Linked DNA regions of Homo sapiens: region 1 is linked to region 2. Evidence: read pairs that join two places in POLR2A ChIA-PET (ENCODE). Cell type or tissue: PC-9. All regions are shown on one strand. Links, peaks and the distances in the headings refer to the core of each region. The heading gives the core; the rest is flanking DNA. Region 1 overlaps TRUB2 (TruB pseudouridine synthase family member 2). Region 2 overlaps CIZ1 (CDKN1A interacting zinc finger protein 1).

The links. Peaks named below come from ENCODE experiments on the same cell type or tissue, not always from the same donor. Only the 100,000 strongest peaks of a DNase experiment are listed, where the experiment ranks them.
Region 1: POLR2A ChIA-PET joins it to region 2 with 18 read pairs; 6 of 35 experiments call an interaction of 5 or more read pairs at or near these places.

Annotation. Positions count from the first base shown.
Region 1 is chr9:128,304,382-128,313,212 of GRCh38, reverse strand. It overlaps TRUB2 (TruB pseudouridine synthase family member 2), which reads left to right. Exons shown (of 8, transcript NM_015679.3): 6 at 1,612-1,684; 7 at 2,190-2,326; 8 at 3,338-8,054. The coding sequence ends at 3,663. Among named protein-coding and RNA genes, the nearest start is that of TRUB2, 14 kb to the left of the region's middle. RefSeq lists an enhancer at 5,669-5,963 and a silencer at 6,849-7,143. In PC-9, for the core only: no CTCF peak of the experiment used is centred there; DNase peaks (open chromatin) are centred at 5,342, 5,772 and 8,262; H3K27ac peaks cover 5,160 bases.
Region 2 is chr9:128,183,292-128,191,291 of GRCh38, reverse strand. CIZ1 (CDKN1A interacting zinc finger protein 1) reads left to right here. Exons shown (of 17, transcript NM_001131016.2): 2 at 430-604; 3 at 848-963; 4 at 3,358-3,429; 5 at 5,516-5,745. The coding sequence starts at 435. Among named protein-coding and RNA genes, the nearest start is that of CIZ1, 4.3 kb to the left of the region's middle. In PC-9, for the core only: CTCF peaks have their summits at 7,085 and 7,284; no DNase peak of the experiment used is centred there; H3K4me3 peaks cover 710 bases.

The DNA of each region.
Region 1 (8,831 bases), core at 832-8,831, 120 kb before region 2:
CGATGTCTCGCTCTGTCGCCCAGGCTGGAGTGCAGTGGCGCGATCTTGGCTTACTGCAACCTCCACCTCCCAGGTTCAAGCAATTCTCCTGCCTCAGCCTTCGGAGTAGCTGAGATTACAGGTGCACACCACCACACCCAGCTAATGTTTTGTATTTTTAGTAGAAATTGGGTTTCACCCTGTTGGCCAGTCTGGTCTGGAACTCCTGACCTCAGGTATTCTGCCCACCTCGGCCTCCCAAAGTGCTGGGATTACAGGTGTGAGTCACCACGCCTGGCTACTGTTCTAAATTTTAAAAAGAGGCCGGGCGCAGTGGCTCACGCCTGTAATCCCAGCACTTTGGGAGGTCGAGATGGGTGGATCACAAGGTCAGGAGTTTGAGACCAGCCTGGCTGATATGGTAAAACCCGTCTCTAGTAAAAATACAAAAATTAGCCGGGCGTGGTGGCAGGCACCTGTAGTCCCAGCTACTCAGGAGGCTGAGGCAGGAGAATCGCTTGAACCTGGGAGGCGGAGGTTGCAGTGAGCTGAGATTGCACCACTGCACTCCAGCCTGGCAACAAAGCGAGACTCCGTCTCAAAAAAAAAAAAAAAAAATAATAATAATACAAAAAATTAGCCGGGCATGGTAGTGCACGCCTATAATCCCAGGTACTCGGGAGGCTGAGGCAGGAGAATCGTTTGAACCTAGGAGGTGAAGTTTGCAGTTTGCTGAGATCTCACCACTGCACTCCAGCCTGGGCAACAGAGCGAGATTCCATCTCAAAAAAAAAAAGGCCAGGTTCGGTGGCTCACGCCTGTAATCCCAGCACTTTGGGAGGCCAAGGCAGGTGGATTGCCTGATGTCAGGAGTTCGAGACCAGCCTGGCCAACATGGTGAAACCCCGTCTCTACTAAAAATACAAAAACTAGCCGGGTGTCTTGGCGTGTACCTTTAATCCTAGCTTTTCAGGAGGCTGAGGCAGGAGAATTGCTTGACTCCAGGAGGCGGAGCTTGTAGTGAGCTGAGATTGTGCCATTTGCACTCCAGCCTGGGCAACAGAACAAGACTCCGTCTCAAAAAAAAAAAAAAAAAAAAGTCTGGGTGCAGTGGCTCACACCTGTAATCTCAGCACTTTGGGAGGCCGAGGCGGGCGGATCACGAGGTCAGGAGATCGAGACCATCCTGGCTAACACGGTGAAACCCCCTTGCTACTAAAAATTTAAAAAATTAGCCGGACGTGGTGGTGGGCGCCTGTAGTCCCAGCTACTCGAGAGGCTGAGGCAGGAGAATGGCATGAACCTGGGAGGCGGAGCTTGCAGTGAGCCAAGATTGCGCCACTGCACTCCAGTCTGGGTGACAGAGCGAGACTCCGTCTCAAAAAAAAAAAAAAAAAAAAAATAGAGTGCCCTTGCTGCTGAGTCATGTGTATCTTTCTGAGATCCAGTATCTTTCTGAGGTCCAGTGCTTTCATGAGAATCTCAAAGGACTCCCAACCACCCCGCCATGGGGATCCCTCCAAAACATCCTCTCTCCATGTTCCAGGGATGGGGCTGGCCTGGGGGGAAGGAGTTTGCTGTGACCAATACTCAGCAGGTACCTGTACATTGACAACCCCCTGCCTTTTCCAGACCACGTGACCAGAGAGAAGCTGGACCGCATTCTGGCCGTTATCCAAGGCTCCCATCAGAAGGCCCTGGTGATGTGAGTAGGGCCCTCAGGGAGGTACTGGGAGAGCAGTAAGTGCCCTTGGCTCCCGTAGGCTCCCCCAAACCTGGGGCAGATTCCATGGATCTTGTTTTTAGAGCCCAGAACCAGACGGGAGCTACCTGTTTCTTTCTTGGCATTAAGAAATGGTTCTGTGTGCCAGGTCTTGGGTTGGCCAACGGGAGGCCAAGAAGAGCAAGAGAACCAAGCTGTCCTGCTGAGAGTATATGATCTAATGGCAAGGAAACCAGGGACCACATCATTGGAGCACAGAGCCCAAGGGCAAGAGCAGCCAAGGAGTTAAGAGCTTGGGCTCTGGAGCCAGCTTGCCTGGGTTTCCTGACTCTACCAGGCACCTGGTGATGAAGGAGGGCAGGAAAGGTGGCTGGAGGAGCCACGGTGGCAGGGCACACAAAGCAAGTGAGGAGCTTCCAGAGAGGCACCTCATGTGGGGGAAAGGGTAGGTGGGCCACCCAGCTGCAGCCCCCTTCCTGATCTGCAGGTACTCCAACCTCGACCTGAAGACCCAGGAGGCCTATGAGATGGCCGTGAGAGGCCTGATCCGGCCCATGAACAAGTCCCCGATGCTGATAACTGGCATCCGATGCCTCTACTTTGCACCTCCGGAATTCCTCTTAGGTAGGTTGGCCAAGGAAGTTGGAGCAGTGAGATGGGACCCGTAGGTTTGGGAGTCACTCAGGAACGCTCTTGCAGAGGTCACTGTTGTCTGGCTCAGCTGAGGCCAGCACACGCCGGCCCTGATCTCTGCGGGCCAAGGCATCAGGTGCCGACTTCCTTCCCAGCCCTGGCCTGGACTTGGCTGATGACAGAGCTCGCAGAACAAAAGCTCTCCTATCTCTTGCCAAGTCACCCTTGGAAGCCAGACCTTACCAAGCAAAGGTTATATTTAGTGGCTTATTTCCAGAGCTGCCCATGTTTGAAGCTGTGAGGGCTCCATCAGACACAACTCTTACGTCCCCAGTCCCACCCAGCTCAGGCCCCTCTTATCTGTGTTCCTTTTGTCTCTGCCTGCGCCCGCCCCTTTTTTCTGTTGGTCATGTTAATGCCTGCTCCTCTGCTTGAGCACAGAACTCTGTTATTAAGATAACATCTTAATAACATTTTAAAGATAATCATTTATCTTTCTATAAATGATTTCTTTTACTCCTCATAACTCCCATTTTACAGATAGGGAAACCGAGTCTTAGTAAAAGGCAGGTTCTAACCTGGGCAAGATGGCGAGACCCTGTCTCTACAAAAAATAAAAAATTAGCCAGTTGTGATGGCTCAGAACGTCCCAGCTACTCCGGAGGCTGAGGCAGGTGGATCATGTGAGCCTAGGAGGTCAAGGCTGCAGTGATCTGTTATCACACCACTGCACTCCAGCCTGGGTGATGGAATGAGACCCTGTTGCCAAAAAAGGGCAGATTCTGACTTGGCAGGTCCCGGTGGGGCCTGAGGTTCTGCAAGTCTTAACACATTTCAGGTGGCACCCACAGGGCAGGTCCTCTGAATAGCACAACCTGGAGAGCTTAGGGGTCTTGCTAAGGTTGTTACACACCTAGGAGGTATCCAAGGGGTGTGCGTTCACAACCACACACTAGAGGCTGTGCTCTCACCACCATGTCTGTCATTGTGTGTCCCTGGCAGAGGTGCAGTGCATGCATGAGACGCAGAAAGAGCTGCGGAAGTTGGTTCATGAAATCGGCCTGGAACTAAAGACCACTGCTGTCTGCACCCAAGTGCGGCGCACGCGCGACGGCTTCTTCACGCTAGACAGTGCCCTCCTGAGGACCCAGTGGGACCTAACCAACATCCAGGATGCTATCCGGGCTGCTACCCCTCAGGTAGCTGCAGAGCTGGAGAAGAGCTTGAGCCCGGGGCTGGACACCAAGCAGCTCCCCAGTCCGGGATGGTCCTGGGACTCCCAGGGCCCGAGCTCTACCTTGGGGCTGGAGAGGGGTGCGGGGCAGTGAATGCCCAGGCAGCTCCTGGGGCAGTGGATGGATAAATAGAAGAACTGCTATGAGCTGGACCTGATAGCTGTGCAGAAAGTGAGAGCAGGGGCACCTTTTCTACGTAAGACACAAAACTCAAGCTGTAACAGAAAGGTCAATGGACTTGACCCAACTGAGAAGGAAAAACTTCTGTATGGAGGAAAAGACAGTAAACATGACAGACTGATAGAAAGTATTGGCAGACCAGGCGTGGTGGCGGGCACTTGTAATCCCAGCTACTCCCAAGGCTGAGGCAGGAGAATTGCTTGAGCCCAGGAGTTTAAGGTTGTAGTGCGCTAGACGGCGCCTGTGAATAGCCACTGCACTCTAGTCTGGGGAACATATGAGACCCCTGCCATCTCAAAAAAAAAAAAATTCTCAATAAACTATGTGCCCACGAAAATTAAAAATTAAAAAAAATTGTAAGTATTTGCAGTGTCATTAACCAAGGACTAATATCCATAGTATACAGAGAGCCCTTAGAAAGCAATAAGAAGACAACGACAAAATTAGGCAAATGAGATGAAGTGTGTATCAGAAGAAATCCAAATGGCTAGTAAGCCAGAAATGACACTCAACCTCTTTAATACTGGAAGACACAGATGAAAATGAGATGATTTTTGTTGTTTTTCTGTTGTTGCCCAGGCTGGAGTGCAGTGGCGCCATCTTTGCTCACTGCAGCCTCCGCCTCCCAGGTTCAAGTGATTCTCCTGCCTCAGCCTCCCAAGTAGCTGGGGTCACAGGCGCCCGCCACCACACCTGGCTAATTTTTTGTATCCGAGATGAGGTTTCACCATGTTGGCCTGGCTCAGCCTCCCAAAGTGCTGGGATTACAGGCGTGAGCCACCGCACCTGGCCGGGACCTCAGTCTTTTCTCTTAAAGGTCTTCAGTTTATTGAATGAGCTCCGCCCACAATTGTGGTGGATAATCAGCGTGACTCAAAGTCTACCCATTGACTGATTGAAATGTTAATCATTTTTTTGTTTTTGTTTTTGTTTTTGAGACTTGCTTTGTGGCCCAGGCTGGAGTGCAGTGGTGCGATCTAGGCTCACTGCAACCTCCGCTTCCCAGGTTCACGCCATTCTCCTGCCTCAGCCTCCCGAGTAGCTGGGACTACAGGTGCCCACCACCACGCCCAGCTAATTTTTTTGTATTTTTAGTAGAGACGGTGTTGCACCGTGTTAGCCAGGATGGTCTCAATCTCCTGACCTCGTGATCCGCCTGGCTTGGCCTCCCAAAGTACTGGGATTACAGCCGTGAGCCACCACACCCGGCCTGTTTTGGTTTTTTTTTTTTCTGAGACGGAGTCTCACTCCGTCATCCAGGTTGGAGTGCAGTGGCACAATCTCAGCTCACTGCAACCTCTGCCTCCCAGGTTCAAGCGATTCTCCTGCCTCAGCTTCTCAAGTAGCTGGGATTACAGATGTGTACCACCATGCCTGGCTAATTTTTGTATTTTTAGTAGAGACAGGGTTTCACCATGTTGGCCAGGCTGGTCTGGAACTCCTGACCTCAGGTGATCCGCCCACCTCAGCCTCCCAGAGCGCTGGGATTATGCCAACCTCTGCCTCCCAAAGCACTGGGATGGCAGGCATGAGCCACCACACCCGGCCTGTTTTTGTTTTTTAGACAGGGTCTTGCTCTGTCACCCAGGCTGGAGTGCAGTGATGCAAACATGACTCACTGCAGCTTTGTCCTCTCAGGCTTAACCATCTTCCCACCTCAGCTTCCAGAATAGCTGGGACTGCAGGCGTGCACACAGTATCTGGCTAATTTATTTATTTTATTTTATTTTTGAGACAGGGCCTCGCACTGTCGCCCAGGCTAGAGTGCAGTGGCGCGGTTTCAACTCATTGCAGCCTCGACCCTCCTGGGTCAAGCGATTCTTCCTGCCTTAGTCTCCAGAGTTGCTGGGATTACCGGTGTGCACCACCAAGCCTGGCTAATTTTTGTATTTTTAGTAGAGACAGGGTTTCACTATGTTGGCCAGGCTGGTCTGGAACTCCTGACCTGAGGTGATCCGCCTACCTCGGCCTTCCAAAGTACTGGGAATATAGGCATGAGCCACTGTTTCCGGCCTGTTTTTTTTAGACAGAGTCTTGCTCTGTCACCCAGGCTGGAGTGCAATGGTGCAAACATGACTCACTGCACCGTCATCCTCCCAGGCTCAACCATCTTCCCACCTCACCCTCCAGAATAGCTGGGACTACAGGCGTGCACCACGATGCCTGGCTAAATATTTTTTTCCAGCTAATTTTATTATTTTTTTTTGAGATGGAGTCTTGCTCTGTCACCCAGGCTGGAGTGCAATGGCACAATCTTGGCTCACTGCAACCTCCGCCTCCCAGGGTCAAGTGATTCTCCTGCCTCAGCCACCCAAGTAGCTGGGATTATAGGCGTTCACCACCACGCCCAGCTAACTTTTGTATTTTTAGTAGAGACGGGGTTTCACCATGTTGGACATGCTGGTCTCAAAGTCCTGACCTCAGGTGATCTGCCCGCTTCAGCCTCCCAAAGTGCTGGGATTACAGGCGTGAGCCACCATACCTGGCCCACCTGAGATCAGGAGTTCAAGACCAGCCTGGCCAACATAGTGAAACCCTGTCTCTACTAAAAATACAAAAATTAGCCAGCTATGGTGACGCACTTCTGTAATCCTAGCTACTTGGGAGGCTGAGGCACAAGAATCGCTGAAGCCCAGGAGGTGGAGATTGCCATTAGCTGAGATTGTGCCCCTGCACTCCAGTCTGGACGAGAGAGTGAGACTCTGTCTCAGAAAAGAAAAAAAAAAAGGCTGGGCACGGTGGCTCACGCCTGTAATCCCAGCACTTTGGGAGGCCAGGGTGGGCGGATCACGAGGTCAGGAGTTCAAGACCAGCCTGACCAACATGGTGAAACCTGTCTCTACTAAAAATACAAAATTAGCCGGGCGTGCTTGCACGTGCCTGTAGTCCTGGCTACCCGGGAGGCTGATGCAGAATAACTGGAACTCGGGAGGCGGAGCTTGCAGTGAGTGGAGATTGCGCCACTGCACTCCAGCCTAGGTGACAGAGTGAGACTCTGTCTCAAAAAAAAAAAAAAAAGAGAAAAATCAGAACAAAATCAGCAATATTTAGACAAGCAGAATCCAATGAAATGGTGAGGAAAGCTGGGTGGGAGTGGAGGGTATCAGCAAAACTCAGTTCTTTGGAAAAATTAGGTAACTTGAACGTAGGGCACATGGGCTGTCACACCACCCCATTTAGAGCCCTTATTGGCATAGAGATGATAAAAGTGGACTCTGTGATGGCCTCTCATGATCTCAGGATAGCAGGATAGGGGAACTCTGAGTCATGGCCAAAATAATTGGTCAATGTACAGCCTCAGACAGCTGGGAATACCACCCCAAATCACTTGGATAAGGAGATGTTTTCCTTATCCTGTGTCTTTAACTCTGAGACGGATGGAGTTGAACAATCAACGATTGTTAAAAATGTACCAAATGTGTAAGCATCATGAGGTGTTTAAGCTGAGCTTTTAAATTAAAATTCTGCTGGGTGTGGCGGCTCATGCCTGTAATCCCAGCACTTTGCGATCCCCACACAGGAGGATTGCTTGAGCCCAGAAGTTTGAGACCAGCCTGGGCAACACAAGGAGACCCTGTCTCTACAAAAAACAAACAAACAAACAAAAAAGCCGGGGGTGTTGGTGTGTGCCTGTAGTCCCAGCTACTAGGGAGGCTGAGATGGGAGGATCGCTTGAACCTAGCAAGTCAAGGCGGCAGTAAATGGAGATCTGTACTCCAGCCTGGGCAACAGAGCGAGACCCTATGTCAGAAAAAAAGAAAAAGCCACCCAGCAGGCTGAGCGTGGTGGCTCACGCCTGTAATCCCTGCACTTTGGGAAGCCAAAGCAGGTGAATCACTTGAGGTCAGGAGTTCGAGACCAGCCTGGCCAATATGGTGAAACCCTGTCTCTACCAAAAATACAAAAATTAGCCGGGCATGGTGGCGCTTGTCTGTAGTCCAGCTACAGCTACTCCAGATCTGGGCTGAGGTGGGAGAATCATTTGAACCCAGGAGGTGGAGGTTGCAGTGAGCTGAAATCACACGACTGTACTCTAGCCTGGGTGACAGGGTGAGACCCTATCTCAAAACAAACAAACAAAAACCCCACCAGCAACCTTGCTGACAAATCCACAGGCCCCCACGTCTGCCAATTGCCTGCCTGTATGAACTGGGCACCTGGGGGAGGGGCGTGGCCCCCAGGCTACTCATCTTGGCTTTCACAGCCAAAGGGCCTGGGTGGAACCTCAGCTTACTGTGTTTACTGACTGGGTAATGTGGCCTCTGAAGCTGTCACCTATCTATAAAATGGGGATTAAAACGACACTCACTTGCTCATTGTCTTTCATCCCACCCACGTGTGTTAATCGCGTGCTCCTGTAGGCCAGCCACTGCTCTGGGTGCTGGGACTTGGTACTCAAGGACAGATGAGGCTCTAGGTCTCACAGAGATTATGACGTAGGGGGATCAGGCAAGAAAATAATGGAGTGATGAGCACAGGGAGGAGATCTGGCTGGTCAGTGAAGCAGAGGCTTGGGAGCTGATTCATTTTATATATAAGTATGTACGTAATTTTTTTTTTTTTTTGAGACAGAGTCTCACTTTGTCACCTAGGCTGGAGTGTAGTGGCGCAATCTTAGCTCACTGCAACCTCTGCCTCCCAGGCTCAAGTGATTCTCCCACCTCAGCCTCCCAAGTAGCTGAGACTACAGATGCACACCGTGACACCTGGCTAATTAAGACCCTCAACTCTTAAAAAAAAAAGGCTAAAATGATAAATTTTACATTATGCACATTTTATCACACCCACATAAAAACCATAAAAACAAAACAAAAGCTCTTTCTTGACCTCATAACTCTACAATTACTGCATTCCTTTGCCTCCTTTAGAGCAAAACTCCTGGAAAGGTTGTCTGTAGTCACTGTCCCCAGTTCCTCTCTTCCCACACTGCCCTGAATCCATGCCAGTCAGACTCTCCTTCGCCAAAACGCTCCTGAAATGACTTGTCAAGGTCAACAATGACCTCCTCCTGGTTAAATCCAGCAGCTCCTTCTCAGCAGCATCTCACACAGCTGGTCACTGCCTCCTCCCAAAAAACATTG
Region 2 (8,000 bases), core at 1-8,000:
CTCAGGACCACGGTGACCGGGTTGGACGGGTGCCGATGTTATTGACACCCGGGGGCCCAGAGAGGGTTGCGGTATTGAAAAGGGGCTGTGAGTGAGGAAGTGATGGGCGCAGAGAGAGGCTGAGGCTGAGGGTGGGAGGATGGAGCCGCCAGAAATGGAGAGATGGAGGGACTTGAAGGAGGGGCTGTTGGCAGTGTCTGGGGGGCATTGGCAGGAGGGTGGTTGAATCTTGCCCCTAGCAGGACTGGAGGTAACTTGGAAGGATGGGCCAAGCGAGTGTGGCAGGCTCTTGGCAGGACTGGGAATGCAGCTGTGAAGCTCCTCAGCAGTCTCTGCGGGCTGTGGCTGCGGGGAGTGGCGGTGGATGGGAGGGGAGCAGGCCTGACTTATGGTGGGGACCCCTTGCCTCACTCTGCTTTCTGCCCCTAGCCACCATGTTCAGCCAGCAGCAGCAGCAGCAGCTCCAGCAACAGCAGCAGCAGCTCCAGCAGTTACAGCAGCAGCAGCTCCAGCAGCAGCAATTGCAGCAGCAGCAGTTACTGCAGCTCCAGCAGCTGCTCCAGCAGTCCCCACCACAGGCCCCGTTGCCCATGGCTGTCAGCCGGTGAGTTCCCCTCTCGGGCGCGATGGCTTCAGCCTTGCTACTCAGACCCATGTCTCGGAGCTCCCGATCCCCATCCTTTTTCCCAGTGCCATCCCCGTTTGAGTCCTGGAGATCACCAATTCCAGCCCCAAGGGGTCCTCTGTCTACCACAGAGTGGGGCAGAGAATGGAGGTGAGAAGCCTTGGGGAAGAAGGAAGGTCTGACTTTCCAAATAACCCTCTGACACCCCCTCCCAACACACAGGGGGCTCCCCCCGCAGCAGCCACAGCAGCCGCTTCTGAATCTCCAGGGCACCAACTCAGCCTCCCTCCTCAACGGCTCCATGCTGCAGAGAGCTTTGCTTTTACAGCAGTTGCAAGGTATGGATGGCCCCAGGCCTCTTCTCAGTCTCTTTTAGTGGTAGCTCCCTAGCAGCGCATTGCTCTAAATCTCAACTCCACACAGCCACCCTGAGAGGGAGCTATTCTTGGCATCCTAGTTCACTCATGAGGACACTAAGGCTCCAGGAGGTGAAAGTCCCTAAGCTGCTAATTTGAATGCAGATCTGTCTGATTGCAGAGGTGTGTCCTTGGCCATGGTGCTGGCTCTTTGGGCAATACTCAGCACACTTCACTCACATTCAGATTAGATGCCATCTGACAGGTGAAGAAGCTAAGAAGGGAAATCATTTGCCCTGCATCAGCAGTGGCTAAGCTGGGCCGATGCCTGGGCCTCTTGACCATCCAGATGTCTGAGTGGTTGTCTCTAGCCCTGTGCATTAAGTCTGTGGCCTTGTCTCAATTTCCCAATATGGAGAGCAGTCTCAGCTCTTCCTTCCAAGATGCTGCTCCTTTTTTTTTTTTTTTTTTTTTTTTTTTTTTTTTGAGACAGAGTTTTGCTCTGTCGCCCAGGCTGGAGTGGAGTGCAATGGTGCAATCTTGGCTCACTGCAACCTCCGGTTCCCGGGTCCAAGCAATTCTCCTGCCTTAGCTTCCCGAGTAGCTGGGATTACAGGTGCCCGCCACCATGCCCAGCTAATTTTTGTATTTTTAGTAGAGACGGGGTTTCCCCATGTTGGCCAGGCTGGTCTTGAACTCCTGACCTCAGGTGATCCACCCGCCTTGGCCTCCCAAATTGCTGGGATTACAGGCGTGAGCCACTGCGCCCAGCCAAGATGCTGCTCCTGATTCTACTGATAACCCCCTAAGGAGAGGTACAACCATGATCCCATTTTACAAATGAAGAAACTGAGGCCCAGAGAGGGGTCATGTGCCCAAGATTACATAACAAGTCGGTATTGATTAGATGGTTGTCACTCTGTGGACCTGTCAGGGCCACATGGATGTGGTCCTGGGAACTGACTTAAAAATGATAAGCAGGTAGGTAGAGAGAGAGAACCATACACAGGGACCTGCCACATATACATATACATCTTCCTTTTTTTCTTTCCCATTTAAAACATTACACCCTTCAGCCATGGGTTGTGGCTCACGCCTGTAATCCCAGCACTTTGGGAGGCCAAGGCAGGAGGATCACATGAGTCCAGGAGTTCGAGAACAGCTTGGGCAACATGGTGAAACTCTGTCTCTATTAAAAATACAAAAATTAGGCTGGGTGTGGTGGCTCACACCTGTAATCTCAGCACATTGGGAGGCCGACCGAGGTGGGCGGATCACGAGGTCAGGAGATCGAGACCATCCTGGCCAACATGGTGAAACCCCGTCTCTACTAAAAATACAAAAATTAGCTAGGTGTGATGGTGTGCACCTGTAGTCCCAGCTACCCAGGAGGCTGAGGCAGGAGAATCACTTGAACCTGGGAGGTGGAGGTCGCAGTGAGCTGAGATCGCGCCACCGTACTCCAGCCCAGCAACAGAGCGAGACCCTGTCTCAAAAAAAGAAAAAAAAAATTGGCTGGGCGTGGTGGCGTGCGCCTGTAATCCCAGCTACTCAGGAGGCTGAGGCATGAGAATTGCTGAACCCAGGAGGCGGGGGTTGCTGTGAGCCAAAATTGTATCACTGCATTCCAGCCTAGGTGACAGAGCGAGACCCTTTCTCAAAAAAAGAAAAAAAAAAAGGAAAATAACTCACACTCTTGGCCAGGTGCAGTGGCTCATGCCTGTAATCCCAACTCTTTGGGAGGCCAAGACAGGAGATTTGCTTGAGGCCAGGAGTTCAAGATCAGCCTGGGCAACTTAGCAAGACCCTTTCTCAAAAACAAACAAAAGAATAAAAGTCACACTCTTTAAAGTGGAAAAAAAGGTTAAAAATGGGGATAGGAAAACCCACAGTGTCATCTGTTGACTCACTCACCACCTGAAGAAAACCACCAGTCAGCATTTTTGTCTCTTTCATCCCATTTTTTTTCTAGGCACAGACTTGGGGATTTGTATCTGATGATTGTGATTGATATAAGTCCCAGGCTGTACCCTGTTTCTTTGTCACTGAATAGAATGGCATGATCGTTTACCATAGGATTTGATCATCTGTGTTAAGATTATTTTTAATAGCTGTTTAATATTGCACCAGAGGGCTATGCCTTTGTTTATCTAAACCTTCTTAGCTGTTTGGCTCTTTCCTTTTTTTTTTTTTGCTTTTTTCTTTCTTTTGCTTTTTTTAATTTTTTGTTTTGTTTTGTTTTGGGTTTTTTTTTTTTTTTTGCTGTTTTAAGTAACCCTGGGATGAATATGTTGTTTGAGATTGTTTTCTCACTGAGTCAGGGGGGATGGATGTTTTATGGCTCTTGATAAGTATTGCCGAATTGCTTTCCTAAAGGACTGGACCAGTTTGCAATGCCACCAGCCACGTATGACACTGCCGGTCTCACCATGCCCACAGCAACACTGGGTATTATATGCTTTTTATATATATATATAAATGTATATATACATATAATTAAGTTGGTTGGCAAAAAGAAGCTATGTCATGAATGTTTTACATTTCTTAGAGTGCTAGTGCAATTGAACATTTTATATTTGTCTGTTGAACATTTTATTTCTTTTTGTGACTTGTCCATGTCCTTTGTTCATTTTTCTTTTAGGTTGTTTCATCTTTTGTCTTATTGTTTTTAAGAGCTGGTTGGCTCTCTGCACATATGTGTATATGTATTTGTTTCAAGTTAATGTTAATTGAACATTTACTATGTACCAGGCACATTTGTATATCTCATTGAATACTCATGAAACATTGTGAGGCAAGTGCTATTATTATCCCCTTTTTACAGATCAGGAAATCAGGCTAAGCAGGGGGAAGTGATTTGTTCAAGGTCACAGAGCTTGCACTGTAGAGTCTGGATTTGAACCCAGCGCTCACAGCACGCCATGCTTTAACCTTTAACCCCTGTGCTTCCCATCCCAGCACTGGGGCAAGAGTTCCAACTGCCTTTCATCCCTTAAATACTTCCCAAGCTCTGGGCTTCCCCTGAGGTGCAGAGCTGAGTTAGATGATGTGAAGCAGAAAGCAGATAAGGAGCTGGATGTGGTGGCTCACGCCTGTAATCCCAGCACTTTGGTAGGCCAAGGTGGGCGGATCACCCTGAGGTCAGGAGTTTGAGACCAGCCTGGCCAACATGGTGAAACCCTGTCTCTACTAAAAATACAAAAATTAGCCAGGTGTGGTGGCGGGCGTCTGTAGTCCCAGCTAGTCGGGAGGCTGAGGCAGGAGAATCACTTGAACCCAGGAGGCAGAGGTTGCAGTGAGCCAAGATCGCACCACTGCACTCCAGACTGGGCAACAGAGCAAGACTCCCTCTCAAAAAAAAAAAAAAAAAAGCAGACAAGGAAAGTATGAAGTATGTAGCTCGTCCTAGAATAATTGGAAGCTGGGGCCTTTGGGGACACAGTCTGCAAAGGTCTCTTGGAGGAGAGATACCTATAGGGAGGTCTGAAGGGTGTCAGTGGGTAGAACAGCCCAGGCAGAGGGAACAGCATATTCAAAGGCCCTGAGGCAGGATGTCTGAAGGACGGCACAGGGACATGTGACTGGAATATAGTGGGGACATGTGGGGAGAATGGCAAGAAAGGAGGCTGGAAAGGTGGGAAGGGCCAGACCATGCAGTGAGGAATGGCCTTTGCTACCCAACAGCAGGGAGCTATGGAAGTGTTTGGGCAGAAGGGAGAGATGAACTCAGAATATGGTTTGCGAAAGATCGCTGTTTGCTGCCATCTTGTGCAAAAGCTGTGGCTGGAATTCAGGCAAAGGATCAAGTGGTTTTGGGAGGAGGCAGGGAGTGGGAGTGGGGATGGAGCGGGAAAGTCAGATTGGGAAGAGGCATAGGAGACAGAGTTGATAGTATGTGGGGATGGCTTGCATGGAATAGGGCAAAGAGAGGGAGGAATGAGGAATACCCCAGAATCCTGGCTGGGGCGGTAGGTGGATGGCAGTGTCCCTCGTAGCGACCCTGGGCAAGCTGCACCTCCACTCTGTCTCCGTTTTGTCATCGGTAGAGATAACACCCACCCTGAAACCTGCTGGGCCGAGGGACTGAGGCAGTGTGAGGAATGGGCTTAGCACAGTGCCTGACTCATAGTTGCTGCTGATAAAGGGTAGCTGGTAGGGGTGGGGGTGGGTGTCTTGTTATCCCAGGGACCAGCCCTCCTGCTGGTTCTCCCTATGGGCTGTGCTAAGTCTCTCACCTACTCTATGGCAGACTCTAAAGCATGCCTGAGGGTGAGCAGAGTTTTGGGGAATGCTAAAGGCAACACCCCCACCCCTAGCTGGGGCAGAAAAGAGCCCTAAAGCTTCCTTCACCATCAGTGCCCAAGATGGGGCTGAGCCTCAGCTCTCATCTCTTCCCTTTGGCTGCCCTTGGGTGGGAAGGTCCCTTTCAATTATCTGGGATGTTCCCATGATGCTCTGGGGCACTGATGCCTGACCCTACCTTCTGCCACCCGACCACATTGTGACCCCTCTTCTCCTGTCTTCTTGCCTGCAGGTAACCTCCGAGGCTATGGCATGGCATCCCCAGGCCTCGCAGCCCCCAGCCTCACACCCCCACAACTGGCCACTCCAAATTTGCAACAGTTCTTTCCCCAGGCCACTCGCCAGTCCTTGCTGGGACCTCCTCCTGTTGGGGTCCCCATGAACCCTTCCCAGTTCAACCTTTCAGGACGGAACCCCCAGAAACAGGCCCGGACCTCCTCCTCTACCACCCCCAATCGAAAGGTGAGTGGTAGGTGGGGATGGGAGTGGGCGGGAGGGGACCCTGGGTGTCAGCCCCAGTGCCACCTGCTCTGGCTCAGTCTGGGCCTTCGGACAGGTCACACTCCCTTTATGCCTCAGTTTCCTCATCTGTAAAATGAGGGGGGCGGGAATGGACTTGTTTAGCGTTTCCCAAACTTCAAATATTCTTTTATCAACGAAGGGATTTTTGCCATGCCCAAACACTACCAGTACTATCATTTACTTAATGTTTCTTTTTTGTTTGTTTTTTGAGATGAAGTTTCGCTCTTATTGCCCAGGCTGAAGTACAATGGCGCGATCTCAGCTCACTGCAACCTCCGTCTCCCAGGTTCAAGCGATTCTCCTGCCTCAGCCTCCAGAGTAGCTGGGATTACAGGCATGCGCCACCACGCCCAGCTAATTTTGTATTTTTAGTAAAGACGGGGTTTCTCCATGTTGGTCAGGCTGGTCTCAAACTCCTGACCTCAGGTGATCCGCCCGCCTCAGCCTCCCAAAGTGCTGGGATTACAGGCGTGAGCCACTGCGCCCAGCTTAATATTTCTTTTTAAATTATTGGTGTGGCCAAGCGTGGGGGCTCACACCTGTAATCCCAGTACTTTAGGAGGCCATGGTGGGTGGATCACCTGAGGTCAGAGGTTCGAAACCAGCCTGGCCAATATGGCAAAACCCCCTTCTCTACTAAAAATACAAAAAAGTAGCCGGGCATGGTGGTGCATGCCTGTAATCCTGGCTACTCAGGAGGCTGAGGCAGGAGAATCGCTTGAACCCAGGAGGCAGAGCTTGCAGTGAGCCAAGATTGCGCCATTGCACTCCAGCCTGGGGAACAAGAGCAAAACTCTGTCTCAAAAAATAAATAAATAAAAATAAAATTATCAGGGCATGATAGTGCATGCCTGTAATCCCAGGGACTTGGGAGGCTGAGGTGGGAGGATTGCTTGAGGCCAGGAGTTAGAGGCTGCAGTGAATTATGATCACACTACTGCACTCCAGCCTGGGTGACAAAGTGAGACCCTGTCTCAAAAAAAAAAAAAAAAAAAAATCAGCACTGCCCAGTAGAAATAAAATACAAGCCATATATGTAATTTAAAATTTTCTGGTAACCACATTATAAAGTAAAAAGAAATGGGCTAAATTAATATTACTAACTTATTTAACCCAATCCCATATGAAACTATTATCATTTCGACCTGTCATCAATATAAAAAATGAGGCATTTTACATTCCTTTTTTAAAAACTACAAAATCTTCACAATCTGGTGTGTATCTGATACTGACCTCTCAATTCAGCCCCGCCAGTTTCAGGTGCTCTCCTGAGGCTGTGGGGTGACTGTGTGGGAGAGCATGGCTTTGAATGAGTGAGCTTCCTTTCTGTTACATTTATTTGGAAAGGAAACATCATATCATAACCTGACATTCTAAAAACTATCTAAGTTAATTGCCATTCATAGAAGTATAAGAAATTGCTGGGTGCAGTGGCTCACGCCTGTAATCCCAACACTTTGGGAGGCTGAGGAGGGCAGATCATTTGAGGTCAGGAGTCCAAGACCAGCCTGGCCAACATGGTGAAACCCCGTCTCTACTAAAAATACAAAAATTAGCTGGGCCCTAGTGGCGGGTGCCTGTAATTCCAGCTACTCAGGAAGGCTGAAGTAGGAGAATCACTTGAACCTGGAAGACAGAGGCTGCAGTGAGCCAAGATCGTGCCATTGCACTCCAGCCTGGGCGACAGAGTGAGACTCCATTTCAAACAAACAAACAAACAAACAAACAAACAAACAAAAGTATAGGAAACATAACTAGGGTAGAACAATGCTATAAAATCCTAAGCTATACGCTGTTGCCGGCTATAGGTTCCAGCCCACAGCCCCCTGGCTCCTTGTGTGTTTGAGAGGTGTTTACCTTTCTCCTGGCATAAGCAGGAGATCTGCAAAGGGCTCACCCCCTCCCTAGACTGTCCTGTCCCTGAAGGTCTCCGCAGCTCCTGCTCACACCCTGCTTCTGGGTGTATTCCAGCGCAGGGGCAATGCCCCCTTTGCTGGCCACTCCAGGGCGGGCCACTTCTGGAGGTAAGGCATTTTCCTTCAGCGAGGGGCCCCGCCTCCAGCCTTCCAACGGGCCTGTCATCACAGATCTGGTCTAGTGTCTAACCCGCCCTGCCCTCATTTTTTTACGTATGGAAAAACCCAGGCTTAGAGATTGGGGTGCGGTTGGTCCTGCGCCCCACAGCTGTCTAGGTG